Linked DNA regions of Homo sapiens: region 2 is linked to region 1. Evidence: read pairs that join two places in POLR2A ChIA-PET (ENCODE). Cell type or tissue: GM12878. All regions are shown on one strand. Each heading gives the region's core, and the rest is flanking DNA. Links, peaks and the distances in the headings are about the cores only.

What was found. ChIA-PET counts read pairs that join two places held together with the same protein. Peaks named below come from ENCODE experiments on the same cell type or tissue, not always from the same donor. Only the 100,000 strongest peaks of a DNase experiment are listed, where the experiment ranks them.
Region 2: POLR2A ChIA-PET joins it to region 1 with 8 read pairs; 1 of 35 experiments calls an interaction of 5 or more read pairs at or near these places.

The regions. Positions count from the first base shown.
Region 1 is chr6:16,582,894-16,600,470 of GRCh38, reverse strand. It overlaps ATXN1 (ataxin 1), which reads left to right. Exons shown (of 8, transcript NM_001128164.2): 4 at 14,564-14,691. Among named protein-coding and RNA genes, the nearest start is that of ATXN1-AS1, 170 kb to the left of the region's middle. In GM12878, for the core only: no CTCF peak of the experiment used is centred there; a DNase peak (open chromatin) is centred at 8,490; H3K4me3 peaks cover 657 bases; H3K27ac peaks cover 1,819 bases.
Region 2 is chr6:16,131,766-16,145,364 of GRCh38, reverse strand. It overlaps MYLIP (myosin regulatory light chain interacting protein), which reads right to left. Exons shown (of 7, transcript NM_013262.4): 3 at 3,555-3,740; 4 at 2,148-2,345; 5 at 1,502-1,666; 6 at 48-468. It overlaps MIR4639 (microRNA 4639), which reads right to left and starts at 3,809; the gene lies at 3,741-3,809. RefSeq lists an enhancer at 12,163-12,322. In GM12878, for the core only: no CTCF peak of the experiment used is centred there; no DNase peak of the experiment used is centred there; H3K4me3 peaks cover 3,110 bases.

The DNA.
Region 1 (17,577 bases), core at 4,493-12,492:
AGAGGAGATGAATTTGATTAGCATTGAACATTCAGTCAGTGTTTTTGCATAGCTAATATCACGGAGAAATTTTCAAAAAAAGTTATGCCTGCTATTTAACATTATTATACAGTCAACTTTTAATTATCTGTATTAATGGAATGTAATCAGTGATGTGTTGCTCCAAAATCATTTCCTTTGGCTTTGAGAAGCACCGGATGATGCTTTTATTGGTTTGTGGTTTTGCTTAGATAGTATTAAAATTGTGCCACATGTGTGCACATAGCTCATCTTAGGGAGGAAGTAGCCCAAAAGTATACTGGGGGCTAGGGAAAGGTCAACTGGAATTTTTAAACCTACCACAGATACATATACAATGGATGACCCCAAGATTATTCATCTTAATTATTAAATAAAAAACAATGGCCAAGAATTATATAATGGCAGCTGTGTAAGAAAAAAGACGCAATGAACCACATGTGAGATTTCCATGTAGGACACACATTGTTTCCCACCTTTCCCTTTTGAAATTTCCTGAAAGTGAAACACTCTCATAACACTACAGCAGTGAACACTGTTAGATTTAGTGATCCTCCAAATGCATTTTGCTGGTGCTCCAAATAGGCCTCTTGGGGGAACAGAAGGAACAGAAGGGCTGATGTCTTGACATGTTAATGTTTCTAGATAATGTCACCTTTAGGTGTGATAGCTGTTACTGTTTATTATTTTTTAAATAACCCTCTTGTTCCCATTCATTCAAGTTAAGCTTTTTTTTTTTTTTTGAGACGGAGTTTCACTCTGTCACCAGGCTGGAGTGCAGTGGCGCGATCTCTGCTCACTGCAACCTCTGACTCCCTGGTTCAAGCTGTTCTCCTGTCTCACCCTCCTGAGTAGCTGGGATTACAGGCACGTGCCACCATACCCAGCTAATTTTTGTATTTTTAGTAGAGACAAGGTTTCAGCATGTTGGCCAGGATGGTTTCGATCTTCTGACCTCATGATCCGCTCGCCTCAGCCTCCCAAAATGCTGGGATTACAGGTGTGAGCCACCATGCCCGGCCTAAGCTTGTTTTTTTTTTAATGAATAACAATGATAGAAGGAAATCTTTGGAGGGTTTATCTTCTTAGTAGCGGCCTTTCAAATTTCAAAAGTCTTCTCAGTGCACAAATCTGTTTTTGCATGAGGCTGCTATAGGGCCAGCACTTTTAGTCCTCTGTGGCCTGTTCACCTGAGTGAGTGGTGACATTTCTTGGTTCATACCTTGGAAGGCAATGATGGCTGGCCCTTTAGAGTGAGGTGAAGGAAGACTGATCCCTGGGTGTGGAGGTACTGATGCATAGGAAAAGAAAACATCTTTGGTGACACCATTGGGTGTCAGATCAGTTTTTGGCAAGTTGGCAGGAAAGTCTCCAAATCAGTGGGGTCTGGCTGGGCACCAGCAAGTTGGAAGCTGCATTAGTTCCTTCTGCTGGCATGTCCCCCTGTCATCTGGCCATAGCCTCATCTGCTCCTACTACCTTGCAGGTGCCCTTGGGGTAAAGCTGTCCAGATGCACATGAACCCCTCCTCTTTTCAGCTGGACACCAAGCCAGGAAAAGGAGAGGTGTGACTTTTTGACGGAGGCCAGTTTCTATGTCAGCAGCCTTGCCAGTGAACACTGCAAAATGGTGTCAGCCTGCAGCCTTTTTGTGCACTGGAGCAGAGCTCCCCTCACCACATTTGTGAAACAGGTTCTGTCATGGGGCCCAGGTGTCCTTTTCTCCTGCCACCCCCACTCCAGCTTGCTGGCCGCCTTATCATTCCACACCAGGAAGCCAGCATCCTTGAGTTGTCCTTACTTCTTATGACCTGCTGTGTAGAAAGAGAGGGGAAAACCAGTGTCCGAGTGGCTGCTGTGGGTGTGGTCTGGGCCGCGTAGTTTTATATACGTAACAACCTTCTGAGACAAGCGTTAGTGACTCCTTTTACAGCGGATGAACTTGAGGGTCAAGCCAGTAAATAATTTCCTCAAAGTGACAGAGCTGGAAAGTGGTAAAGTTAGGATCAATACTCGGCTTTGATTTTAAAATATGCATATGCATATATTTTGGAGATCTGGATATACCACTTCCAAAGTAGCATATTATACTGAAATTTCAAAAGAGAAAACATCTTTAAACAAAAGGAAATAACTCTTAATTATGGAGTTTCAGGTATCAATGTGTTGCTGGAGGGCTGTGATCTTAAAAGCATGTCACATTGGCAACCCGTTCCGGCAGGTTGTGACAAGCTATGTAGCATGCATGAAAGCATCATTCATTTTTTAAAAAATGTCTTCACCATTTATTTCTTTAATTTTTTGTTTTAACTTTTTATATTTATAGGCAATAATTATGTATATTTATGGGGTACAGTGTGATGTTTTTATAATGCATACATTATAACAAGATTCAATCAAGCTAGTTAATATATTCATCACCTCACCAGTTTATCATTTTGTGTGTGTGTAAGAACATTAAAAATCTGTGTTAGCAATTTACTTCATTCTTAATGGCAGACTCAGCTTCTTTTTTTTTTTAAATCCTAGACTGTTGGCTTCTCCTTCCAGCAGTGTTGTAGGACTCAGCTGCCTTTCTTTGCTGTCCCTGGCCAGAGATGTGTGCACTCCTGGTCTCCTAATAAAACTTTAGCCTATGCTGGGAGCCATGGATTTGGCAGCACTGCCTTTAGCATTTAGGAATATGTTTCTCCTTACATCAAGAATAGTTTTAGGCCAGGCATGGTGGCTCACGCCTGCAAATCCCAGCACCTTGGGAGGCCGAGGCGGGTGGATCACCTGAGGTCGGGAGTTTGAGATCAGCCTAACCAACATGGTGAAACCCCGTCTCGACTGAAAATACAAAAAAATAGCCAAGTGTGGTGGCATGTGCCTGGAAGCCCAGCTACTGGGGAGGCAGAGGCAGGAGAATCGCTAGAATCTGAGAGGTAGAGGCTGCAGTGAGCCAAGATTGCGCCACTGCACTCCAGCCTGGGTGACAGAGCAAGACTCTGTCTCAAAAAAAAAAAAAAAATAGATTTATGCTGCTTGTTGAGGACCAGCAGTATTCTCAACCATGTGAGGCATTCTTCGAACATGTGAAGCAGCATTTTCCTGGATGGGCATTTCTGCCATAATTGTGGGCAGAAAAAGGTGTGGTCCACATATGCCCAACAGGGCCAAGGGGCAAGGGTGAGCATGTACCTATGTCTTATACCCCGGAGATTCTTGCGGCTGACGAGGTTCCCTTACAAAGCCCAAAGGAATTCTCCTCCTTCCACCGGAGGTGTTTATAACCTCTAATTTGCTCACCATGCTTCTAGTGGAAGGAGTAGGAGCTCAATCCCCTGGGAGGCTGCGGCAGAGCCAGAGCAGGCTGGTGACCCAGAGCAGTGGCACTCCCCTCTGAGTGCATGATGCAGATGGAGCAGGAGGGGGATGCAGGTGGGACACCCTGCGCCCTGCAGGTGAGTGCACAGCCAGCGAGACACCCAATCAGGGAGCAGGAAGGCTGTCCCTGTGGCAGCAGGTAAAAGAGAGAGTCGCTGAGATGAAATTCGTGGGTGTGTGCTTCAGCTTGTTTGAACAGCTCCTGTGCAAGATCTTATAGTAAATGCTGAGCTTCTTTGTGCTCTGTGCCTGTCGGTGGAAGGCATAGCCCTTGATGAAGATTTCTCCTTCTACCCATCTTGCCTTTGGAAAGGGCTCCCCTTTGACAAATGCTGCTGTAGTATTTGATGCAGCCTCCATGAGGTGCTTTGGGTGGGAAGTGGATTCTGACCTCATTTCCCAGAGGAATTTGAAGTGGAGGGGAAGGACTAATTGGTCCCTCATTAAGGACTTACAATGAAGTACAGTATTTCTCCTGAAAGGATAATCTAAGTCACTGGATAAAATGCCCAACACACTTTTAACGTGACATAGGAATCCAAAGTCATTTTTAAATCAAAGATTTTTGTAGTTGTGGAGAATGGCTGTGTTTTAATGGGATCTTTACATATCAGCATTACAAAGGGCTCCTTCAAATGTGATGATTTTAATGTTTTTGCTGGGGTTTCACCTGAGGTTCCAAATACATATTTCCCTATCATATTTGCAGGCATCCAGCACCCGATTTTAGATATGCAAATCAGCTCACTTTGTTTACCAGGCTTTGGATAGGGGAGAAAAGGAGGTCTGAGGCTGGGCACGGTGGCCACACCTGTTATCCAGCACTTTGGGAGGCCAAGATGAGAGGATTGCTTGAGGCCAGGAGTTCAAGATCAGCTTTGGCAAGATAGAGACCTCGTCTTTACAAAAAATAAGTAAAAATTAGCCAAGCATGGAGGCGTGCATCTGTAGTCCCAGCTCCTCTGGAGGCTGAGGCAGGAGGATTGCTTGAGCCCAGGAGTTAGAGGCTGCAGTGAGCTATGATCGTGCCATTGCACAGCCTGGGTGACAGAGCTAGATTCAGTCTCTGAAAAATAAAAAAACAAAATAACGGGGCTGCAAAAGCTTCCTTGACGAAGAAGGAAAGTCTCTCGCTCCTGTTTAACACTGCCTGGCTGGGTTCCAGCTCACTAGCTTAAAACGAGAAGGCACCACCACTGTGATTAAAATAAGGCCCTACTTAATTAAAACAGTGTGAGAATTTAATAAGAGGCATAAGACTTCACTGATAGTCACCAAAAAATCTCAAAAAGGTGACTTAACAGGCATTAATAGCATATGTTGCTTGTTTACTCTCTGTCAACATTCCGTTTTCCAGAGACATCCTTCGTACAGGTGAAAGTCTCTCATTCCTCCCTCTCCCCTCACTGCCTGCCTTTCAGCCATTTCCTTGCTTTTTGTAGTTAACCAGTAAGAAAGAGACCATAATGGAGAAAGAACACACTGACTGTGTTTCACAGACTGTTGCCCTCATCTCCACTTGTGTTAAAGAAGGTAAATTAGTTCCCCTCCAGATTAACTTCAGCGTCAGCTGTGGTGCTTTCCTGACACTTCTTAACATTTGAACAGTACCACATTCTGTCCGTTTTATCGTTGTCTCTTCTCATACCCTGTATTTGCCAATTCTGTACTCATGCCCAGACAGATCTATAGGTATATGTAGGAGGATGATGAAGAACGGGCCGATTCGTAGCTCACCCTTTGAGCCAGGACCAAAGGTTTGGGAGTCTTAGGCTCTGACCTTATTCTTTTGGAGAGGAAAGAATCATTTTCCTTTAAGCCTAAGTCTGGCAAAATCTAATTACAAAGTTTTTCGATTTTGCTATTTTAAAATAAAAGCTAAGCCTTCCCCCCATCTAATCAGCCCTCTCTTCCTCTGCTTCTAATAGTGAAGGAAATAAAGAAGTCTCTCAATTTCACAAGCTTGAGGTACTTATATTTGTACATGATTTCCTGTTCTAAGTGGGTGGTTTTGGCCCCTGGCACTTCATGTACGCTAGGGCATTTTTGGACACTTTTGGTATCCACCTTGCTTAAGAATTGAATGACTAGGAAAGAAGGTCATGGGGAGTCTTCAAATTATTAACCCTCAGTCCAATCTAAGTCATTAGTTAATGCCATGTTTGAAGGTGGTAAAGTAACCGTCATCTTACGAAGTAACTCTCGTTTGTTATGCTTAGTGCTGAACAAAGTATAAACTCACCAATGTGAGAGACAGGGACAGGATGCTTATTTCTTTATGGATATTTAGAATTTGAGCCTGTAGGCTGGGCACGGTGGCTCACGCCTGTAATCCCAGCACTTTGGGAGGCCGAGGCAGGCGGATCACGAGGTCAAGAGATCCAGACCGTCCTGGCCAACATAGTGAAACCTCGTCTCTTCTAAAAATACAAAAATTAGGTGGGGGTGGTGGTGCGCACCTGTAGTCCCAGATACTCGGGAGGCTGAGGCAGGAGAATCACTTGAACCCAGGAGGTGGAGGCTGTAGTGAGCCGAGATCGTGCCACTGCACTCCAGCCTGGCGACAGAATGAGACTCCGTCTCAAAAAATAAATAAATAAAAAAAAAAAAAGGAAAAAAAGGAATTTGAGCCTGTAACACCAACTTCAGCACAAATAGATCTCTTTCTTGATTCTGAAATGATTTATCAGTTTTAAAAAATGGTGGGGTGCACTGCTGGTGGGAGTGTAGGTTGATATAGTCATTTGGGAAAGCAATTTGGCACTATTGTTTAACAGTGAATATTCATAGACCCATTCCTAGGCAATAACCCAGGGAAACTTATGCTGATGGGTATTGTTCCTAATGGACACAGCATTGTTTCTAATAGAAAAAAAAACGAAGCTGAAAAAATTTTAAAGGTCGTCAACAGACATATATATATATATTAGTCTAATATATGACAATTAGACTAATATATATATTAATTAGACTAATATATATTAGCTTCTATCCCTGTAGACTAATATATATTAGTCTAATATATAATAATTGAACTAATATGTATAATTTGACTAATATGTATATTAGCTTCTATCTCTATAGACATATATTAGTCTAATATATAATAATTAGACTAATATGTATAATAATTGGACTAATATATGTATTAGCTTCTATCTCTCCAGACTAATATATATATATATTAGTCTATTGAGAACCTTTATATATATATATATATATATATGCACACACACATATACACGTACATACATACATATATATAATTTTTTGCTTCACAGAATGGAATATTATACAGCAGTGAATATGAAGGAACTATAGTAGCTACCTGTAACAACATGGCTAAATCTTAGAAACAATATTGTGTGAAAAAAACTAGTCACAAAAGACTATATACAGTATGATAGTATTATAAAGTTTAAAATCAAGCACAATTAAACTATGTATTTTAGAGAGTGATAGATAGAAAATTTAAGATAGTGGTTACCCCTGGAGAGAAGGCAGGAGGATGGCTTAGGGAAATAGCAAATAGGTAGATGGATCAAAATACCCCTAAATGTCTAGTTCTCAAATAGGGTGGTCGGTGTATGCCTGTTCATTTTATTCTTATGCTTCACAGGTTACGTACATGTTAGTGCATTCTTTTGTGGGTTACAAACATTGCATGATAGAAATATTTTTAAAGTGATAGCATGTCAGAATTATGGCTTGTTTTTTCCATCTCTATTTCCTAACATTCTCTTTCCATAGTCCCCAGGGAGGGGGCTTGAGATCACACAGGAGTAATTAGAAGGTCTGCTTCTGACAGTGTCGCTCCTTGAGTGGTGGAGGTTTTAGGGGGAGGCTGACAGTAACTACTGAGTGGAATTGAGAGGTGAAGCCAGCTGGACTTCCTGGGTCGAGTGGGGACTTGGAGAACTTTTCTGTCTTCCAAGGGTATTATAAAATGCAGCAGTCAGTGCTCTGTAGCTAGCAAGAGGTTTGTAAAATGCACCAATCAGTGCTCTGTAAAAATGCACCAGTCAGTGCTCTGTAGCTAGCAAGAGATTTGTAAAATGCACCAATCAGTACTTTGTAAAATGGACCAATCAGCAGGGTTCTAAAAGTAACCAATCATGGGGAGGATTGAGAAAAGGGCGTTCTGATAGGACAGAAACAGGACATGGACGGGAAAAATAATGGAATAAAAGCTGCCCCCCCCAACCCCCCACCCCCACCCGCACCAGCCACCAGTGCAACCTGCTCAGATTCTTTTCCAGCTGTGGAAGCTTTGTTCTTTCACTCTTTATGATAAATCTTGCTGCTGTTCAGTCTTTTGGGTCTGTGCCATCTTTAAGAGCTGTAACAGTCACCGCAAAGGTTAGCGGCTCCATTCTTGAAGTCAGCGAGACCACGAACCCACCAGAAGGAACCAACTCCAGACACAGAATCAGCTAGGAGACGTGGGTGCTTTCTGTATAGTGCTTCCTACCAAAAGCCTAGAAAATCTTGGGGCGTGGAGAAAAGAAAATCCATCAAGTAAAGGCTTGATCACCTCTTGGAAAACCCATATTCATTGTCCCAACAGTGACTAATACGTCTAACTGTGGGCCTGGGTAGGATATTATGAGAAACCTGTTCTTTTGGTGCCCACCTTTCTTTTCTGAGCAACACGTGGTCTTCTGAGTGAGGCAGGAGTCCGGCATATGCGTGATGATGTAATATGTTAGGCAGCCAGGCCCTCACCTTTTCAAAGGTTCGATCTTGAAAAATCAAAGGTGGATATGTGAGAAATAAGCCCATATAGGAATAAGAATGACAATGGAAGTGGAAAATGTAAGTTGGGACTGATGTTCTGCTGCTTTGAGTACTGAAATTCTCTGCTGCTCGGATTCATCATCACTGAAGTGCTGGCCAGTACTGGGAGGGGGGCAGAGCTCTCCCGGGAGTCGTCGCTTATTCTGAAACAGCTGAGCAGAATAATGAGTGACAGGCTGGTGGTGGGGAGGTTGAGTCTTACTCCGGATTTCCATTAAATGAGTGCATGGAATCAATAGCTAACTGAACATTTGTCTTTAGAACACCCAGGGGCCCCTGGGGAATTTGGTATTTTCAGTCTAATTCTCAGACAGGAAAATGCGCAGCATGACTATTTTTTAAAATAGTTTCAACATCTTTTATGTAATGCTGATGCATCTGGAAGTGAAAACGCTAAGAGTTTCATTTCACTAAAAAATGGATTTTTTTTGGCTTTAACCTTTAAGTTGAAATCACAATTAGTGGCCTTTTCACCATAGTCATAAGAGTATCAAAGTGTGTGTATTCACCCACACATCAAACCAGTGTTTACTGAGAGTATATTCTGTGCAAAGAATTGTGCAGTTTGTTATGAAAAATACAGAGACCTCGCTGGGGCCCCTAAGGAGCTCATAGTCTAGAAAGGGAGACAGATCATTACACGGCAGGGAAAATACAATATGTATGGGAGCATGTCACAAAGGAAGTGACATCGAGCTGAATCTTAAAGGAAGAGCAATGCTTGAATGAATGAGGACATCCCTGATTGAAGGACCAGCATAATGAACAAAGAATTTTGCCTTATATTACTAAGATTCCATCAGATGTTATGACGCAAACATAAGCATCATGGTAATGAAATTAATAGTAAATTTAAATAAAAATGATCAAATTAAGACTTTTTTGGTTTTGTCTATTCTACCTTCTCATTTTAATTATGTTGCAAAGAACCATATACTTAGGGTAAACTGGTCAATAGCTGTGGCCATGGAATAGAATTATAATTCAATTTAAAAGGAGTTTAATAGTCTCATGGTAAATGAATAGGTTACAGCTGGGCACTGTGGCTCACACCTGTAGTCCCAGTTCTTTGGGAGGCCTAGGTGGGAAGATTGCTGGAGACCAGTAGTTTGAGTCCAGCCTGGGCGACATAGCAAGACCCTGTCTCTACTAAAAAATTAAAAAAATAGTTGGGCGCAGTGGCTCACGCCTGTAATCACAGCACTTTGGGAGACCACATGCTGGTCGAGACCATCCTGGCCAACATGGAGAAACCCCATCTCTACTAAAAATACAAAATTAGCTGGACGTGGTGGTGCATGCCTGTAATCCCAGCTACTCAGGAGGCTGAGGCAGGATAATTGCTTGAACCTGGAAGGCGGAGGTTATGGTGAGTGGAGATTGCGCCATTGCACTCCAGCCTGGGCAACAGGAGTGAAACTATGTTTCAAAAAAAAAAAAAAATTAAAAAATTAGCCAGGCATGGTGGCGTGTGCCTGTAGTCCCAGCTACCCAGGAGGCTGAGGTGAGAGGACCACCTGAGCCCGAGAGGTTGAGGCTGAAGTGAGCTGTCATCACACCACTGCACTCCAACCTGGGAAACAGAGTGAGAACTTGTCTCAAAGAAAAAAAAAAAAGAATGTTATGAATTTAGTATTTTTATACTTCCCCTACAACTCTAGTATCTCTGAGGAAAAGCCTCAATCAGAAAAATGATTTGCTTTGGGGTTTTATCTTTTATCAGTGATAAATGTGAATTGAGAATAGAAATCTCAAAATGCAATAATGATAGTACTTTATATTTCAGTAGGACTTAATATATAAAACTCTAATATGCATTATTTAAATTTGGCCAATATGCAAGAGAAAAGCAACATAGGGCAGAATTATGAGTTTGCTTCGTAAAATAACTATTACCAGTTCATTCTGTTCAACTATGTACTGGTAGCATTTGTAAACAATTCATTCTTATTTTTTTTCCAAAGTGCATTGCAAAATAGTCTTGCCTGTATTTTCCTGTTTGCAGTCTATTTCATTAAATTTCTGCAATTCTAAATTAGAATAGCATCTAATAGACCACATATGAAATGTGCTTGCTATTAATTCAGACATTTTATGGCATATTCATTAGTCAAATCCTTAGTATTTATTTATGAAGTCACATTACTCTGTCCAGTAATTAACAGAAGTGGATGAATATGCATCTCTAATTTTTTTTTTAGCAAAAGAAATAGCTTACAGTAAGTATTTATAATTACGTCAGCTCAATGTTTACAGCACTTGAATGGCGATATGTGTAGTTTCTGTCATTTAGACTTCATAGATAATTTTTGTACAGAAATGCTTTGTTGTTGATGCTTTGCTTCCTTCACACATATATCACAGATTACCGAAACAATCATTAGTCCTTCAGTTGCAACGGATAAGACTCTTCTTTATCCTTAATTTTCTGAGCTCCTTTCTAGGCATTTTATGTTCTTACACAGATGCTAATGCTAATTAATGCTTTAATATGAAAGATACTGGCAAATAAAACTGTTACATTTTACCCATAAGTTGTAAATTCAGCTTAGTTGCCCTAACAATACTGATAGTGATAATGGCTGTACAATTAATATTTATGGAGTGCTTCCAGTATACTGAGCTCTGTGCTAAACATTTTACTTATGTAGCTTAGTTAACTCTCGTAACAACCCTGTGAGGTAGGTGTTATTAGCCCGTTTCACAGATGAATTTGTAATCATTATGCCTTACCACATTTAATAATAACATTCTCTATTAATCGTATATTTCAGATGCCCAGCTCTGGAACTTTGCAGTATGAAACGTGTGTGTATGTGTGTGATGTATATATAATATATAAGTATGTATATATAATATATAAATGTAGATTATATAATATATATGTGTGCGTGTATATACACACATTTCTTTTTTTTGTTGTTGTTAATTTATGTGCCACGCTGCTGTACGAAACTCTGGGGTACTATGATGAGGGGATACCTCTTTCTTGCCTTTAAGGGACTTAGGTTGTGGTGGGAGAGATGGACTTGGTTAAGGAACAAGTACAGGAAAATATGATAATTGCTTTAATAGGGATAGGTACAGGGGTTGTAGAAAAATGAGAGAAAAGGGCCCCCACTTCCCAGAAGGTGTCAGGGAGTTTTTCACAGAGAAGCGTCCCCAGCCCTGAGACTTGAAGACTGAGTGAGTTTGAAAAGATGATGTGTGGGGGGAACAGAAGAGAGAAGGGTGTGGAGATGAGGGAAACAAGATGGGGTCAGGGAGCTACAGGGAGGGACTTGGAGGTGCTGAGGGTCAAGTGCAGCAGGAGGAGAGACCCGGCTGGCTGGGGTCAGAGCTCAAGGAGCCTTGCATGTTACCCAAAGGAATGTAGATGTCATACTCTGTGTGCTGGAAAACGATTTACAGATGAATCCAATCAACACTAATTAAATCAGTATGATTAAGGGATGACCTTCCTTTCTTCCTACCTTCCTCCCTCCCTTCCTCCTTCCCTCCTTCTTTGGCTCATTTATTCACTCAGAAGATTTTATTGAGTGCCCATAATGTGCAAAGCTTTCCATTGAATCCCAAAGATGAAAGGAGGGGTGAGAGTGGACACAGTTCTCCCTTTCTGGAGTTTATTGATTCGTGGGGGAAAACAAGCATTAATCAATGAATCAACCAAAAAATGTAAAAGTTACAAAATGACTACTATAACCAGGGAGGGTCATTCTATACAAGTGTGTCCTAGGAGGTGGTGACCTGGCTGAGGAAGTCTCCCTTGAGAAGAGGACTGAGCTGAGAGCTGAAGGAGAAAAGAATACAAGGTCATTTGATAGAAGGGGTGGGTGATTTGAGGAGAAGTCTTAGCAAGGAGGAAGTCATGTGCAAAGGCTTTAAGGCCTGGGAAAGCAAGGTCCTTTTAAGGAATTGAAAGTAAGCCAGCCATGCTGTAGTGCAAGTTGGAAGAGAATGCAGGTTTTGGGGGCCATGTTTAGAAATGGAAAGCCACTGCAATGCCTTAGGCAGGAGCCAAGGAAGGTAGTAGGGTGGCAGGGTGGACGCGGGGAGACGTGTTAGGGGGCCAGGGAAAGAGTCCAGATGAGCCAGGGTGGTGCCGGAGAGGAGCGGAGGGAGTTGAGGAGTATGGCTGCATGGTTGAATATGGGGCATAATTTGGGAGAGGAAGACGTCAGAGTGATGTTGATGCCATCACTGAGCTAGGAAACGTAGGTGAGGCAGAATCTATTCTGCTTAGATTTCCAGAAAACATTAGGGGATAGATGAGGATGACATCACAATGGAATTTAAGCTATTTAAGCTCAAGGTTGGCCTTGAAAAATGAGTAGGAATTTTCTTTTTTTTTTTTTTTAGACAGAGTTCCGCTGTTGATGCCCAGGCTGTAGTGCAATGGCACGATCTCAGCTTACTGCAACCTCTGCCTCCCAGGTTCAAGCGATTCTCCTGCCTCAGCCTCCCGGGTCACTGGGATTACAGGCGCCCACCACCATGCCTGGCTAGTTTTTTTTTTTAGTATAGATGGGGTTTCACCATGTTGGCCAGGCTGGTCTCGAACTCCTGACCTCAGGTGATCCTCCCGCCTTGGCCCCCCAAAGTGCTGGATTTACAGGCATGAGCCACTGTGTCCAGCTGAAAAATGAGTAGGAATTTTCTAAATGGCAAGGAGAGGCAAAGCATGTTAATCAAAGGGAGTGTCATATGCAAAGGCAGAGGCATAACAAAAATAGTGCAAATAAATGCCTACACATATACAAAAGGAGAGTTATTGTGGGACCCATACATAATTTTGTTGATTTCTTGATATGCTCATATCCATTTTGTGTTGCAGTGATTCTAAGATCTGTATTAGTATGTAGACTTTGTGAACAGGTAAACATGTTTAAGAATTTTTTAAGACATGGCTGTATTAGATATCGAAATTCCTCTCTTCATTTTCATATCTTTACTTTGGAATTCATATATGCCTTTTGATGTTATCATCTGACTTGTTTCTAATGAAATTTAGCCGCTTAGGCAGGACGTGGATTTTAGGTTTCTGCTTAGTGTTTTGGCATCTGGATTTGGGATTACTTAGCATTTTTAATTTACTAAAATAACCACCAACTTACACTCAGTTGAAATATGAACATGTCGGTTTCACTTGAGCTTGGGAATTAAAATCAAAGTACAGTCAAATCCAAAACAAATAATAGTAATTTTAAGACTAGGTGACATAACCCTCTGGGAAAAATGAGGTGATAGTGATTTGATACTTTTTTTTTTTTTGAGACAGAGTCTTGCTTTGTCACCAGGCTGGAGTGCAGTGGCATGATCTCAGCTCACTGCAAACTCTGCCTTCCGGTTCAAGTGATTCTCCTGCCTCAGCTTCCTGAGTAGCTGGGATTACGGGCACGCACCACCATGCGTGGCTAATTTTTGTATTTTTAGTAGAGATGGGGTTACACCATGTTGGCCAGGATGGTCTCGATCTCCTGACCTCATGATCCGCCCACCTCAGCCTCCCAAAGTGCTGGGATTACAGGCATGAGCCACCATGCCCCAGCCCCGATATGTTTTAATACTAACTACAGAAGTGTTGGTAGAAAGATCAGCCTTGAAGAGATGGTATAGTACTAGAATCCTAAGCATGACCTCTGTGAACTGTTGGCTTAAGTACTGGCTTTAACATCCGTTGGCTGTATTTACTGTCAGTTTTCTTGTCAATAATGCAGAGGTAAACATGATTCCTGGCCACCTCACAGACTGCAGTGGAGTGGGGCAATGTGTGTAAAGCCCTTAGCACATGGCCCAGAACATAGTAAATGTTTAATCAATGTTCGTGATGACCTTGGCCATCACTGACATCATGTCTTAACTGAGTTATTAACAAAGAGGCATGTGTAGTTTCAAAAGTGAAAGTGAGGCCGGAATGGTAAATACATGCACTGAATTTGCATAATTTTGTGGCTAGAAGGAGTCTTAGAGAAAGAGAGCATCAAATTCAGCAATGTTTCTGACATTTTCTATGAAGAACTGACTGCTTGTTATTTCTTAGAAATCTTAGAATCATTGAGCAGGGAAGGAGGGGCAGGAACGGGATTATTTTGATAGTGGTGTCCTCAAGGGGAGGAGATGGGGTGGGAAGCAACCCCTGGCCAGAACCCACTCATCCCTGGGGATAGGGACCTGCTGTGTCTCTGCCTGCTGAGTTTTTGACATTCTGATTTAAAAACCTTGTGTGTGTGTGTGTGTGTGTGTGCGCATGCTTGCGTGTGTGCATGTGTGTGTGAGAGATTATGCAATATGATGTTTCCCGTTTCTGTGACTTCAGCGAATGTGAATGAAGACCACAGAAGCAGCCTAACTCAGTGAGAATATTGTTTTTATAATTACAGGTCTAGGCGTTTTACACTGAGATTCTCCACTGCCACCCTTTCTACTCAAGCAAAATCTTCGTGAAAAGATCTGCTGCAAGGAACTGATAGCTTATGGTTCTCCATTGTGATGAAAGCACATGGTACAGGTAAACATCTCCAAAAGCTTTAAAGGAAAATAATTATCATTGAGTTGTAAAGTCCCCAAGATAGTGGTGGGGGTGTATACATATCTGGTCACACAAACATACACACACAACATACACATGTCTATTCATGTAGACTCCATTTTTTCCTACTGTCTCTTTTATAAAAATGGAACCCTTGCTTTTTTATGGGAAAGGAAATAACTTCTACTTATTTTGAGGTCACTAGTTAGGATAGATGACAAGGCATTGCTGATAATTCTGAAGGCATTTATAAATTTATAGATTTATAAATTCACTTAGAGAGACAAACATCAAATGGTAGTAGAGATTGTAGAAGTAGTAGAGATTATTAAGAGTATTGTTCCTCTTAACAATATAATTCTGAACATCTTTCATAGCAACAGATATTTTTCTACCGTATAGTTATTAATGATTAGTATACCATTGAGTAAACATTCTAAAATTTATTTAATTTATATCCCTTCTAACTGGACAGTTAGCCGTTTCTAATTTTTTTGCCTTTTTATTTTCTTGAGATAGGGTCTCACTCTGTCACCCAGGCTGGAGTGCAGTGGCATGATTTTGGCTCATTGCAGCTTCCACCTCCAAGGCTCAAGTGATCCTCCCACCTCAGCCTCCCAAGTATTAATAGCTGGGACTACAGGTGCACATCACCATGCCTGGCTAACTTTTGTATTTTTTTTTTTTATATAGTGATGAGGTTTTGCCATGTTGCCCAGGCTGGTCTCAAACTCGTGACCTCAAGCAGTCTTCCCACCTCAGCCTCCCAAAGTGTTGGGATTACAGGCGTGATCCACCACACCCAGACATTTTATTGCTTTCATGATGCCAAAAATATTCTTATAGCTCTGTATTAGTTCCCATTACAAATTATTTCCTTAGGCTAATTTCTTAGCAGCATACTGGTAAATGTAAGAGTTTTCAAGTTTTACGGCTTTTGGTAACTTGTTGCCAAATTACTTTCAGTAAAGTCATACCAGTTTGTATTTCCAGAGGCAGTTTATGAGAGCGTCTACTTAATACAGTTTTCCAATGCTGAGAATTTTGAAAACAAAAAGAGTTTTTTGCTGACTGATTATGCAAAATGGTGTTTCCATGTATTTTGGGTTTTGGGGGTGGGGGGGGTCATTTGTAAGTCAAGTAAATTGTACTGTTTTGTAGAACCTTCCTCCATTAGACAGCAGCATCCTTGAAACTTACCAGATTTCGACATTTCAGAAATAATATTAAATCCAGAAGGAGTAGAAGGGTCCTAGGGAATTTTAAGTTCTTCCTTTCTGGCCAAGTATTTTTAGACAACTATGAAATCACTAGATACAATCATTTTTCAGTGGAAAGCATAATTTTTCATTTCTTAAAAAGAGCAAAAAGGTATTTAATAAAAAAATTTTATTAGATATGTATCTGAAGTTATACTGCTCATTAGTTTAAAAATATGTATGTGCCTATATATGTATGTGTGTGTGTATATATATATATGTGTATATGTGTGTGTGTGTGTGTGTGTGTGTGTGTATATATATATATATATATATGTCCAATATCGGGAACATGATTAAATATAACTATGTTAGTGCCATATGATGGAAAAGCTGTAGATAAGATTGCAAGCTTCAGGCTGCCTGGGCTCAAATTCCAGCTCTGCTGTTTTCTTGAAGTGTGACATTGGGCAAGTTACTTTGCATGTAAAATTCGGATAATAATAGTACCCTTCTCCCTTGGGTGTTGCTGCAAATAATATATATGAAATGTTTAAAATCGTTAAAACTCCTATTTCAGGAGTATTTAATCATTTGAGAAAATGATCAATATAGAAGTAAACAAATGTAGGGTATTGGCATGAACCATAGTATAATCCTAATCTTCCAAAATTACTTTGCCTCTCTTTCCTCCCTCTTTTCATCCTCCTCTAGTATCTACAAAAAGGGTTTAGCATACTTCTGAATGGATTTAATTTGTATTAGTGGAGTAATCCCAGTCCTGGAGAGACTTCCTGATTCAAGTTTTCAAGTCAGAGACCCATTTTTCACAGAGCTTTGAAACCATGGCTGTCTGGATCACCTGGCTGGGGGCACCCTTGGAGCAGCCGTTGGGTGAGAGCAGAGCTTCCTTCCCAGCCAGGGCTGCCTAGCTCCTGTGGTACAGCAAGTGCCTTGGGCACAGAGTCCCTCACCGTCTGGCACCATATGTGAGCTGCCCTAGTTGGCTCATCTCTTCCCGTCATTACTAAATAAGCTTCATTTCACTAAATAAATGAAAGAGAAGGTAGATGAAGAGACCCCCCCGCCACACCCAGCTCTTAGGAAACGCATGCTTTATCCTACAGATGCATGAAGGGGAAGGCTGTAGGTTTGTGAATCTCTTGACCCTTTGGCTCCATCGTAACGTTGAAAAGTGAAAGGAAAAGTGGTCAAAGAATCATTTGGCATGAAGGAGACAAACACAGAACGACGTGTACGGCTTCAGCCTCTGCCTTTCACTGGTTACCCTGCTATGAGCTTGTGTATGTAGACGCTGCATTCGTTTTGGCCCTAATTTCTGGTCTAATTTGAACAGCTCTGTATTTCTCAGCAGAAGAGGAATATCTGAATTCCTAATTAAGACATGTTAGCTTAAGAATACCTCCTTAATGTGTCATAAATCATTCCCCTGTGACTATGAGGATGAATAAGAAAACAAAACTTGGATTTATACACACATGTATATTATTTCAACAAAATTAATAAGTTCATAGAGGGAGAGAGGACAACAAATGTGTTAGCAAATATAGGTCAGGAAAAGAGTTCATAATGTTCTGCCAGATTCTGATGAGGCACCTCATGAGTGTAGGTAGAAGGCCTCAAGTAACGGTAGTGGGAATGGTAA
Region 2 (13,599 bases), core at 4,103-12,102, 450 kb after region 1:
AGGGATAGGTGAGGCTGCAGGCAAAAGTGGGCAGCTGACTCCCCTACCTGTAGCTGGGCGGCGCAGCTCTCACAGCACACAGTGTGGCCACAGGGACAGAAGGTGGAGTTGATCTCCTCCTCGCAGCACACCATGCACAGCATGGCTTCCTTCAGCTTGCGTAGCTTCTCCTGCAGCACCCGGGTCTGCTGGCAGCTGAGGCCCTCGCAGCTGCTGCAGTTCATGCTGCTTTCTGAGGACTTCAGAGGCGAGTGTGAAGGGCTCTGGTTGTTTCTTGAAACGAGGTCCACAACGCCAGCATTGTACAGAGCCCTCCTGGCATGGTCATACACCTCCTTTGATGTTCTTTTAATATCAAAGACATATTTCTTGCCAAGGTTAATGTTTTCATTCAGAAACAGAGATGCCAAGTGGCCCTTCAAGTCACGGCTATACTGCATCATCACGGCGCTGGTCACTGTGTCACACCTGCAAGGCAAGATTGAACATCTACTTTAACACCAAAGAGCCTGGCAGCACCCTTATTCGCTGTTGTCAATAAGAACAGAAATGTCAGCAGATGTTTCATAGTCTCGTCTGCATGTATGAAAGTAAGTCCTTCCAGTTTTACGTCTGGTAAATATTCTCAGTGATTACACCTCTGTTTCTCTAACATCTCCTGACATTATGGCTTCCGTAAAGCAGTAAATACAGAGGGCAGTGAGCACGTACCTCCTCCCCAGGACAGACGCTACTGAGTGAAGTTGCTTATGGAAGAAAAAGGGCATCTGCCTGAAGTCTTGGCTTTTAGGTTAGAAATGTCTAAAAATTTCCCATCCTGTTTCACAATTTGTGTATCTATTTTAAAATAAAAAAGTTTAAAGTTGTCTACGACTTAAATTTCTTAGCTTTAATTGTCCAAATACGTGAGTCCAATCACAACTTGGCTTTAAAGTACCCTCTGAAATGAGGGAATCAATATTGCTATTAAAAAATCCTTCCATACACAGTGACGACTCAGGATAGCAGCTCTGCCAGAAAGAAAAGATGATCTGTGCTATCCTTCTCCTGAGCAGTGGAGCAGGCCCAGTCCCTCAGGGTTACCTTTAGGGTAATCAAACTTGGCTTTGAAGCTGAGTCCTAGACTAAGTAAATAATTATCCTCCCAGTTCCCTCATCTTTAACATTAGGGTAATAATAACCCCTTAGGGTTGTTGTATTGATTAAATAGGCATAGAAATCTCCTAACACACTTTGTGTCTAGATTAATGGCATAAGAGAATACGGTAGGAGGTAAGCAGAGAATGTGTTTGTGCAGCTCACACACATGCACCTTCTGTGGGTAAAACAAGACTACATTAATAAGGACTCCACTGCTACTACGGAAACAAAATGTTCAGAATTTCTTAAATTCTGTACTAGACTCATTGACACAACAATCCAAGGAACCGTAGAAACCTGGTTGTCACCTAAAAACCTGAGAGCTGTGGTGCTGAGGTGACCAAGCACACGAGATACGTGCCTGTAGAATGCGTGCGTCTCTGTTATCGCTCGGTAGAGCCCGCTGGCCGCCCTGGTGCTGATCATTTTAAACAAGAGCACGATGCTGTTCCCAGATTCCTTGGTGACCGTCAAATATACATTCTTTCCTGACTGGGTGGCCATCTGCACCACAGGATAAGCTATCCTAAGAGACAGGAAGAGAAAAGAAAGCAGATCTAGAAGGAGTGATTCTTCACCATGTGTGTGCCTTTGTGGGATCCCCATTTGCTCATGACCTAGCAGAAAAATCAGACGCTTCCTCTGGGGTTATCACATCACCATAATGCTGCCTTATTGTAAAGATACAGTGAAAAGCAGTTGGGCATATGTGGAGGGAAGTATGGGAGCAAGTGCTGGGTGTGCGCACATGCATGTCTAGAGCTGAAAACAAGTTTTTTATGGCAGTGAATGGGTTATTTGGAAAACGTTAACTCTGCCACATTGTATACCTTGAATAACATTTAAAATGGTTATTTAGGCCTGAATAAAATTAATGTACATACCAAAATGAAATCTTTCATTCCTAAGAGCTGACTGTCGAGTAAATCCCTTCCTATTTTCTATTACATTGACAGCTACAGATGTATACACATGCTTAGGTCAAAAAAAGTTAAGTCTTGGCTTACCTATTAATTGGGCTAAAGTCATCTTTACAAATTGAGATTCCTTCAGGTCCAACCCCAATGAGCAGTTTCTGCCCTTCGCTATCCCGCACAGAATGCCATTCTATGCCATAGTTTTCCATTGCCGACACAATCTGCAAAACTTGGTATTCAGCTGAAGCCTGGCTGGTCCCCTCCAACTCCTTATGTTTTGCAACAATGCTGGAGGACACCAAGAGGACAGAGAATTAAGTATACAGATATTAGCTTTAGAGATAAACCTATGTAGTCTTCACGAGTGAAATATACTAACACTGATGAATCACAACAACTTAAAACTTATGTATTACTGATGTTTCATGTATTTAGCGAACTTACTATAAAAAACGTCTAAGACACTGGGATCTCAACTATTAAATACTTGGTAAAAACACTTTGGGGATGCTGGATGGGTGATGAATTGGAAGAATTATGGAAAGTCTCTAAAAATATACATAAGTCAAATTTACATATTGGAAAGTCTCATGCATTTGTCCACATATAGTTTATAAGTATAAAGTTGACCCCTGAGGCCCCTGTGGCCAGGGAAGGAGGTAGGCCAACAAACCACAGGAGTCAACCTGGCATGGAGGCCACCCTCAGTCGAGCCTTCAGATGAGACAGAGTTCTACCTGCAGCTTGACTACAGTCTCATGAGCCAGAGGACCCAGCCAAGACATGGCCAGATTCCTGACCTACAGAACTGTGAGACAATTTTTGTTGTTTTATGTCACTAAGTTTTGGGGTAACTTGTTATGCAGGAATAGATAACTAAAATGCCTATGTTAGATCTCCTGGTTTAATTCTTGCTGGGATGAAGAAAACACCAATATACATAATAGATTTTTTATTTTAGGAGATTTGTACTTAAAGGCACAGATTTAAAAAATTCCCATTTTATATAGCATTTCATATTGTGTTTACATATTTTTCAAATAAAAGGCTAACAAATTTTTTGAAAATATTTGGTTAAATTGGGCAATGGCCCAGTCTTAACTTCACAAATTATGTGTATGTACCACAGATTCATCTTCTTTTGGAAATGCTTATACATTTGATAGCTCTATGAATATATGCAGTAGCCCTGATGCTGCCATGTTCATGCTCTGGTGTCTCTGGTCTTGCTGCTCCCTCTGTCCTGATGGCCATTCTTTCTGTCCCCTTGCTTGGATACCCTTTGGTCTGTATCACATGCAAATCCTCTATTCCTCTGGTACAGTATTTGACATAACATGTATATTATGTATGACTTCTTAAGTGCCTCGAACATCAGAGAGCTCAAAAATGTACATAAAACTGCATATTATGTGTGATTAGTTTACCTTCCAACCTTAGTTTCATCCTGTTTAAGCCTATTCTAGTTGTAAACAATACTATATTCAACAGCCTCACCTGTTCAAGGTGGCAGAGGAGAGCTCCTTGGCACAGAGCTCCTCATAGTTATACTTGGCAGTGTTCTGGTTGTAGTCTCCAAACTTGGTCTGGGCCAGGAGGGCACTGAGTTCCACTGCCTGCTCTGGGGAACACAAGAGGTGGCCTGCCAAGAGGGCCTCCTTGATGTGCAAGAAAAAGATATGCCTGCAAAGCAAGGTGAGAGTGAGGTTATGCTTGGGGATAACCTGACATCAATCTCAGCCTACTTAGCAATTTCACAGTCACTTTTAAGGAAAGCAATTTTAAAAGTCACACTGAAAATGCTTAACATTAAAGAACTTCAAAAAAAAATCATCAGTATTAAGGCAAAATCAAAATAAGAACTGCGTTTCTCTGGAATAAAAGTTGTGACCCAAACAAGATAAACTTATTTAACACAAGTTCGGTAACATTAAGGTTACAAAACATAAAATAATTACACATAAGTTTCTGCATTATAGTGTTTTAAAAGAAATTATTTTAATCAGAAAAATTGTATCTTGACATGGATTCTGATAGAATCTTAAGGAACTCTATACATAAAGACAAAATTCTCACCTTTATTCAAATGATACCCCAATCTCTAGTCTCAGTGCCAGCTTCTGTCCTAAGAATCACATGAAAAATGTCCAATCTCCTATAGGCTTCACCACCTGGATGTTCTTCGGTACCTCAATTTTGGCTCATTCAAAACCAAACTCCATATATTCTTTCCCAAGCCCTTTTTCTCCGAATGGAGACCACGGACTGACTTTGGACTCTTTGTCCTATTTCACTTGACTTTCTTCTCTCTGAAAACTATTTAAATCCAGTTCTATCCTCCCATTTGTACCTCCTCAATACTACTTGCAGGAAGAATTTACACTATTCTCTGCGCTGCTCTCCTCCTCCAGACTCCATGCAGGCAGCCTACCTTCCATGCTGCTTGTTTCTAGTATAAACTTGTCATTTCTCTGCTCAAAATCCTTCAAAGGATCTGTACGGCTTGCCAAGGGAGCACGTTGTTAACGTGGAGCTGAGGAGTCTCCGCCATCTGGCCCCAGCTTTCCAGCCACGTCTCCTGTCATTCCCTGCAGCTGCTATGCCCCAGGATAGGGAACGATTCCTCTCCCTGGGAAATCTAGGAAGCATGTTCATGCTCTGGTGTCTCTGGTCTTGCTGCTCCCTCTGTCCTGAGGGCCATTCTTTCTGTCGCCTTGCTTGGATACCCTTTGGTCTGTATCACATGCAAATCCTCTATTCCTCTGGTACAGTATTTGACATAACATGTATATTATGTATGACTTCTTAAGTGCCTCGAACATCAGAGAGCTCCAAAAATGTACATAAAACTGCATATTATGTGTGATTAGTTTACCTTCCAACCTTAGTTTCATCCTGTTTAAGCCCATCCTAGTTGTATACAATACTATATTCTACATTTACTAAAAGGTTATGTCACACTTAAAAACTCCTGTAAAATTCAGATACTGGTCACACTGCCCAAAACTCTGAAGAGCACCTAAACTGCTGTAGACAGATTGGCCTCAGTTATAACAAGTGTCCCTGGCAAATGTGAAGTTTTAACCTTCCTTCGATGACTTGTCATAACCTCTCAAACAAGGCTAATTGCCACATTATTCGTCCCATTAACAAATGAATTGTAACTTTGGCCAGGTGCGATGTCCTCAGCACTGTTTCTGTTTAATAATATATCTGTGTCTGACATTCCAGGTAGAGGAACATGAGCAAGGTAAGAATCGACTAAGGAGGAGGCAGTGAGGCTACAAATCTAAGGAGGTGCTATACTGAGAGTCTACAATGTCTGGCTGACAAGAGCCATTAATCTTATTTTCACTAAGAAGTATTTAAATTCAATGTTTTGTGCATTCTATAATGATAAAGAAATATTTAAAATGATGAAACTCTGCCAAATACTGCAGTTTTTTCTTTTTTTCAAAGCCCGTGTAAAGAAATCATAGTAAGAATGTGTAATAGCCTCAAAGAAGATAAAGATGGTTTTTATTAACCCAAACATCTGCTAATCTTTAAAGTATTTCTGACATACTGCTAAACTGAGAAAGGAGCCCCCACTGGGGCAAAGGAATCACCATGAAAATAATTTGCTGTAAAATAGCTATCTGAGGACTGAGATCCAGCATTCTCAGCAAGCCGTGGTTTACTACACTGTTGCAGGCCTCAAAAGGCTTCTTAGATGACCATTTGATAAACTTCATCTTGGTGAATGTACCCATCTCTGTATTCGACTGGGGTGGAGGTGTGCTGTTAGGAAACTAAAATCTGCATCTATGCTTTCGTTAAAGAAGAAATTACGCTCTGAAAGACTTGAAGAATATTGCCACAAACGAAGTCTTCTTAGTTTAATTACTGCTTATGTAAAAGTGGCCTTTTTTTTTTTTTTTGAGATGGAGTCTTGCTCTGTCGCCCAGGCTGGAGTGCTATGGCACGATCTGGGCTCACTGCAAGCTCCGCCTCCTGGGTTCAAGCGATTCTCCTGCCTCGGCCTCCCGATAGCTACATTAGACCATGCCTGTCTAATTTTTGTATTTTTATTAGAGACGGGGTTTCACCGTGTTAGCCAGGATGGTCTCAATCTCCTGACCTCATGATCTGCCTGCCTCGGCCTCCCAAAGTGCTGGGATTACAGGCAAAAGTGGCTTTTAACTTATTTTTCAGGTGTAAAGTTAGAGACTAGTTCCTGCTTTATTAGATAGTAAGAAGAGTTTTGAATCAATTCCGTGTCTTTTTGCAACCTATCCATGCCTACACTTCCGGAGAGACAGTGGCCAAAATCAAAGGCAAAGAAGCAGTAACAGAATGTAAACAGGTGGCAGGCAGCCTGAGAGCACCACTGATCCTTCTCAGCATATGGGCCAGAATTTAAGAAAAGATCTAGCAAGGGCGATGATTGACCTTTTCGACATACTCCACATTCTAGCCTGGAGTGCAGAGGATGCCTGGTAAGCATGAAAAATCCTTCTCCTTACTGTCAACATCAGCTTTCTGATAGTCCCTTCCTGCATTTTGCAGTTTCATGGCTATAAAGCAACCTTTTCATTTCAAGCCAATAAATATTTGTCTTGCACCGCCTCTGTGCCCAGCCCTAAGCTGGGGTTTTAGGGTAAACATGTCTGAGAGTTCCTTTTTAGATGGACTTACAGCCTTTTACAATAAAGGGACATATCCCATCAAAATAACTCCAGCCACAATCTAGCTTTTGGGTGACAAGTTTATGCTCTCCAGGAGAACAGTACAACAGAGTACTAGTAGCAAAGATCAGCACTCTAATAGGCTCTTTCCAAGACAGAGGATAGCAGAGCTCAGAGACATGTTTCCAACAAGAACTTCAGTGATGGCTCAATATTTATGGGTGGTTTTGAATCAAGTATTTTCTCTTAGTATTTTCCCCTCAAACCATCTGGATTGTAACTATCTGGCTCCTGGGTTTTGCCCCCTCCTTTTTTTTTTTGTAAAGTAGGCAAAATGTTACCAATAATATCAAAACAAGCAGATGTGGTCAAATAAGTTATGCCTGCAGTGAATGCTTTTGCACTAAAGATCAAAAGTAGATGACATATTCAATTCAATAGAGGCTACATCCTAGAATCACAAACAGAAAGAAAGCCTTTGGAAAAAAACTGTTTTCTCTGTCTTAAGGAAATGTCCATGAATACATCCTATGAGCATAAATAAGCTCAAACTGCACCTTTTAAACATTCTTCGGGTTATACCTTCTAATTCATGACTCTTCTTTAAGTTTTACCCAGTTACTAAGAAAACTGATATTTTCAATATATGGATCACATTTTGGGGCCCAAGGCGTAACATTCTGGCTAAACTCATGTCCTGGCATCGTGGGCACAGATGAATTAACATTTACTGAGCATTATAGATTTTTTTTTTAATGGAGTGAATATAAGGATATGCCAAATTTTAATTTTAAAAATGAATCACATATTCTTACTATATTTTTCTTTCAAAGTACTTCAAATTTTCTCTCTTTTAAAAATTAATTCCTTCTTACAATGTTAAGGAATGAAGTTAGATCATTTATCTTTTAAGAGTTGTAATCAGAGAACTTTCCTCTAAACACAGGCTTGTCTCATAAAGCAATTATCTAGGAATCAAAGCAGAACTTCCTGCAAACCAATTGGAAGTTGTTCATCTGCTCATCATAGAGGGTTCCTCTCAGTTACTGCCCTCCAGTTACCTCACCAGTTACACCATTTTTAAGAGCTTTTAATGACAAATGTAAAATAACTATATCCAGATTCATTATTGAACTCAAAATTTAAGAACTAACCTACATCTTTAAAACAGCTAAGCAGCTATTTTTTTCAAATTCTCAATTACCAATAATTGAATTGTATTTCTCCTGGAGAGCCATGACTGACTCTAGCCATAGTGAGTAATGGCTGGTTCTGCTCTCACCTTGTCAGAACCCACGGTGATCATCAGCCAGCCTGCCTCAGTCCAATGAGTCACTTAACCACAGTTTATTTTAAAACAAACTTTGACTGCCAAGTTATATTTAAAAGCTATCAAATCACAACAGAATTGCTATGAGAGTTTTCTGTTTTGTATCTTTAATTTCAGTAAAACACAAATCAGTTCAAGATGGATCACGGGTCTAAATGTAAAAGCTAAAACCGTAACGCTTTAGAAACAAAACTTAAGAGTATCTTCATGACTTCCAGGTAGCAAAGGTTTCTCAGGACATAGCAAAAACCACAAAAGAAGAAAGTGGATAAATTAGGCTTCACCAAAATTAAAAACTTCTACTCATAAAAGGCATCAGAAAAACAGGTAAGCCACAGGAGGAAATACATTTACAAAACATGTATCTGACAAAGGACTGGTATCTAGGGTACATGAAGAATTTGTACAACTCAAAAATAAAAGCAAACAACAAAAATGAGTAAATGACTTGGACACTTTGAAAAAGATACATGAAAGGCCAATAAACACATGAACAAGTGTTTAATATGAATTGTCAGAGAAATGCAAATTAAAACCACAACACTCTACCACTACACACCCACCAGAAAGCTGGCAGGGATGTGGAGGAACTAGACTCTTACATTCTTGCTGGGAGTACAGAATAGCACAGTTGCCAAATAGCTTTGGGAAAAGGTCCGGCAGTTAGTTATAAAATGAAATGATTACTTACTCCATGACCCAGCTATTCCACTCTTAGGTATTTATTTATTCAAGAGAAATGAAAATATGTGTCTACAAAAAAAAGGTACATACTAGAATGTTTATGGCAGCTTTATTCATAATAGCTGGAAAACAGGTGTTCATTATTAGGAGTACGGATAAACAAACACTAGATTCATTCAATGGAATACTATCCAGCAATATAAAAGAACCAACCACTGATATATAGGACAATATGGATGGATCTCAAAAAATCTGTGATGAACAAAAGAAGCCAGATATCAAAGAGTGCATACCACAAGATTCCATATAGATAAGGCCGCACAGGCATAGCTCATCTCTGGTAGAAGAACACATGACAGAGGTGTGGTGTGCGGTGGGTGGGGGTGGGAAAGAAGGGGAGGGGTTGACTGCAGAAGGGCTTCAGGGAACTTTCTGGAGTGATGATAATGTTCTAAATTTTGATAGCAGTTTTATTTAAACAAGCACAGCTGTTTGTCAAAAATCATTAAATGGTATAATTAGGATTTATGTAAATTTTACATCAAAAGAAAAAACTGCAAACATTGAGTTCTAGTTAATGTTATGCATGCTGAAGTATTTACGGGGAAACATACTTATATACAACTTATTTTGAAATGCATCTAAAAATAAGACAGATTGATGGGTGGATAGAGGACTGATAAATGGATGAATATGTAATAAAGCATGTAGAGTAAACTATTAATATTAGAATTTAGTATATATAGTATATACTTAGTATACATACTATAGAGTAGAATATATAGTGTACATGTACACTATATAGAATATATACTGTATATATACACTATATAGAATATATAGCATACATATATATATATATATATATATAGATATATGTATACACACACATATAATGTGTGTATATATACATAGGTGTTCCCTGTAAAAAATCTCCAATTTTCCTGTCTGTTTGAAAATTTTCATAAGTTAAGGAAGTAATACTAGTAAAAATCCCTTAGGGTCAAGGATTCAAGTAACTAGCCATATCTAACGTGAACCACCACATCTATCTACTTCATGGAGGGCTTGCCACTGAGAAACTTGTCACAGCCAAATAATTACCAAGTTAGGTCTCTATGTAGGCTTAAGGAGATCCTTTTCAAAGCCCAAAGTACAAAATGAGAATCACTGATGAAAGTGTTCCTGCTCTAAAGCAGTTAAAAGATGTGGAGGGCAGCAGCTGGGAAAATTTCCAACTTCAAAAGTGATCACAACCCACACCAGAAGAACACTTCTAATTGAAAGCAGAAAATCTGCACTTCTAAAAAAATGTGCTTATTCACTCACAGTAGATCCCCATCCTAGGCAAACACCAATCTAGGCAGCCCTGAAATCTGAAAATGTTAACTACAATCTCTTTCCCAACAATATAGATCAGCCAAGGAGTGCTTTTTGGTACATTCATTCCATGAGGCCAGGAAGGTTCAGGAATTTTCAGACCTCATCATCTTTTTAACTGCCTTCACATTCTGAGTTACTTGCTAGGTCCTGCTGCTGGTACAGAAGAGGGCTGGGAACAGGCCACAGTGGGACACCATTCAGAGGAAACACACCTAGTGTCCCTACAGCTGCTCAACACTGGTCACCTTGAGTCTGACCCTAGGTGCCTTCTAAATGCTCAGATTTAATTTTACATGTCGTTTTAAAAACCTTCCTTGAATATTTCATACAAATATATAAGTACCAGAAATTCAAAAAGGGCCTAAAGATACCCAGACAGGCGTTCCTTGGCTGAAATAAACACATATAATAACACAAACATCCTATAGCCTTAACAAAAGAAAAAATTATATCAGAAATTTAAAATTTGATTAAATACTTTCTTTGGAAATAACCACATGCCTGCTTTTACTGTTTTTACTTTCCAGGGCCTATTTTGTGTTTGGGCATGCAATCTTTCCCAGATTTCCACATGTCTAAAAGTGATTTTTGTTGGAAGACAGGGAAATACTTAGTTAATATGTACTTAGGACTATAAATGGGTTGCAGTTAAAGTGATGCTATAACTTGAAAACTATCTGACTTTCATAGACGGCCCAGATAAGTGGTAGTTTCTTTTAGGAAAGAACTAATAGCCACAATAAACACATGGTCTAGGATGGTGTAGAGGGGGTGAAAGAAAGGAAGCAAAAGAATGTGAGGAAGCTCTAAGTTAAGTTCAAACAGAAAATAATCACTACAAAACATTTTTGAAATGGTGAGATTTCTTTTAGATACTCTCAACTTTTCAGTTTATAAAAGCAAAGTGAAAAACATCTCAAAATCTATTAGGAAAGCTTATATTAGTAGTTATCAGTTAACCCCATTTTTGTTTACTTCCAAGTTCTTAATTCTATGATTCAACAAATATGCAACAGACACTTATTAGACTCTGGGGATACAATGTTGATAAGCTCCCTGTTTAATGGAGTTTAGGTTATTAGAGTGACTGATAATAAACAAATTACCACGTAAGTATATGTAGTATTATAAGCTCATTAAATGCTATAAAGGAAAGATACATGATGTCTTGGGGGAGTTTAGTCTCCCAAGCAAGGCTAGGGAAACTTTTCTGAGGGCTGAGGATGGGGCTGAGGTCAGAAAGGTAGGACAGATTTAACAAGGGACGAGTCAGAGTCAAACTCATCACTGCCAGCATCACTGAAATCTGGATGAAATTTAACATCCAGGATTAGAGCATTTCTGTGAACATTTAGTCTGGGACTCACGGAGCTCTTGGAATGGGGTTGTTTTCTGGAAAAGAGAATCCATGTGTTGGTGAGCCTTACCTAAGCAAAACGTCTCCTAGCAAAGACTTCAGAGCTCTGCTAAAACGTGGCTAAGTCGGGAGCAAAATATAGATTTTATTGGCAGTGGATGGTATAATTACCATTGTGAAGATGAAGCATATACTTCTCTAATCTCTGGTTTTGGAAATGTTGACAAAATCCAGTCAGAATTGCAGTAAACTCAAAGCCTTTGAAAGGCAAGAATTTCCAAGATGATTATTATTTCAGATCTACTTCCAGAATACATTAATTTGTTTCACTATTCATTTTATTCCATGGCATCACAAACATCTGCTGAAAATAACCTGCTGTCTCCATCTCTGAAATATGCCAGCTGAAAAGTAAAAGACTCTCCTTTTACATTTGAGGCTCATATTCAAGAGCAAAGCATAATCTAGATAGAAGAATCAAATCTAAAATTAGGCCAAATCAGAACTCTACCTACCAATCTAAGCAAACACTTGATGTGCTTTTTCTGTTTTCAGAGACACATATTTAGGAAAACATTAAGGAAAATAATATAAAGAGGACACAAAAGCAATGAAAAAAGTTATTGCTAAGAGAAATTTAGAAACCATCTCTTCAGAGGCCTTCAAGTAGGATGTAGAGCTGGGCCCATAGCAGTCTGGATGGCTGGTAGTTGGTGGCAGAGCTGAAACTACAATACAGGGCTTCTGCCTGGTTCCCTGGTGCTGTCCTATGACAAACAGGCCTTCCTGCCCATCATTCTCACAAGGGCCTCCCTAATCTGATATGAACTAATAAGTTAACTGCCCTTCCCAACTTGGCTACCTTAATTGTCCCCAGAGGACAACTCTGCCAGGATATTTCAGCATCATTTAATAAACTGTCTAGATACTTTCAGTATACTACACTACATGCACCCTCATGATTTAGAAAAGAATAAAAAAATCACCTTTCATAACTGGATTGTCAAAGCTAAATTTACTCACTACATAAACAGACCTATTTTATATTCATGGCATTTTATATAAGTATTTTACAACAAATAATTAAACATCAAAGAAGTTTACGAACCAGCTTCATTTGCTAGCATTTGTAAACATACATATTTTTGTTCTATAGTTTCATGCATGTAAAAACAATGCTAATTGTAAACTGGACCCAGTACAGCTTCTGATGTCCTAATTAAGAGGTACAAATGCTAATTACAAATCACTTTATCTAGTTATTAAAACTTAAGTGTCAGTTATGTATTTCAGCCAACCCCATGAAACCAAGTAAAATTCACCAACATATTAAAAGCAAGTTAAAAGTTAAGGTCACACTTAACTTTTCCATACAATTTCAAAAAGAATTAAAATCAATTAAAATTACCTAGTTGAACTAGGTATGTACATTCTTTGAGTACTATTATGAATCTCAAGAGTCCAAGTCAATTGAATCAATAAAGGAGAGACCAAGACAGGAAATTTGATTCAAGTTCTAATTCATAAAATGTCTCTATTTCTTACATGAATAAAATTGATTTGATAATAGTTACTAACCCAATTACAGGAAAGCACAGGTAGAGACCATCTACTAGTCAATTATAAAGTCTGAATACATTCATAAAACAAATGTATTATGCTATTATCACTGCAGCCATTGTTTAAATGCAGTTATTTGGTACTCCAAGCTTCTGAAGATTTAAAAAATAATTTTGTGCCATCAAAACTGGGTTGCATCTAGAGATCTTGAAATAATTACAAAATCATAATAGGACTACACAATGAAAATTCCAATATGTTGTGTTATATCTTGTATTCGACTGCAAGTTATGACAGTGAAGCGCAAAGCTTTCACAAATCGGCTTTAAATAATAATTTTAAAAAGTCTATTCTGATTAATACAGACAGCTAAAACATCCTTAAGCATGCAATCACTTGAATATTTTGCAAGATATTTTCAGGAGTACCAAGAACTCAATATACCATCTTCATTCAGAAACAAAATTAAACGTCTGCCTCAACCTTTAAAGCTCGATTACAAGGCAAAGTGGAAATTTCAAATTCAAATGATAAGTATTTCAAAATGAGTCTTTATCAGTC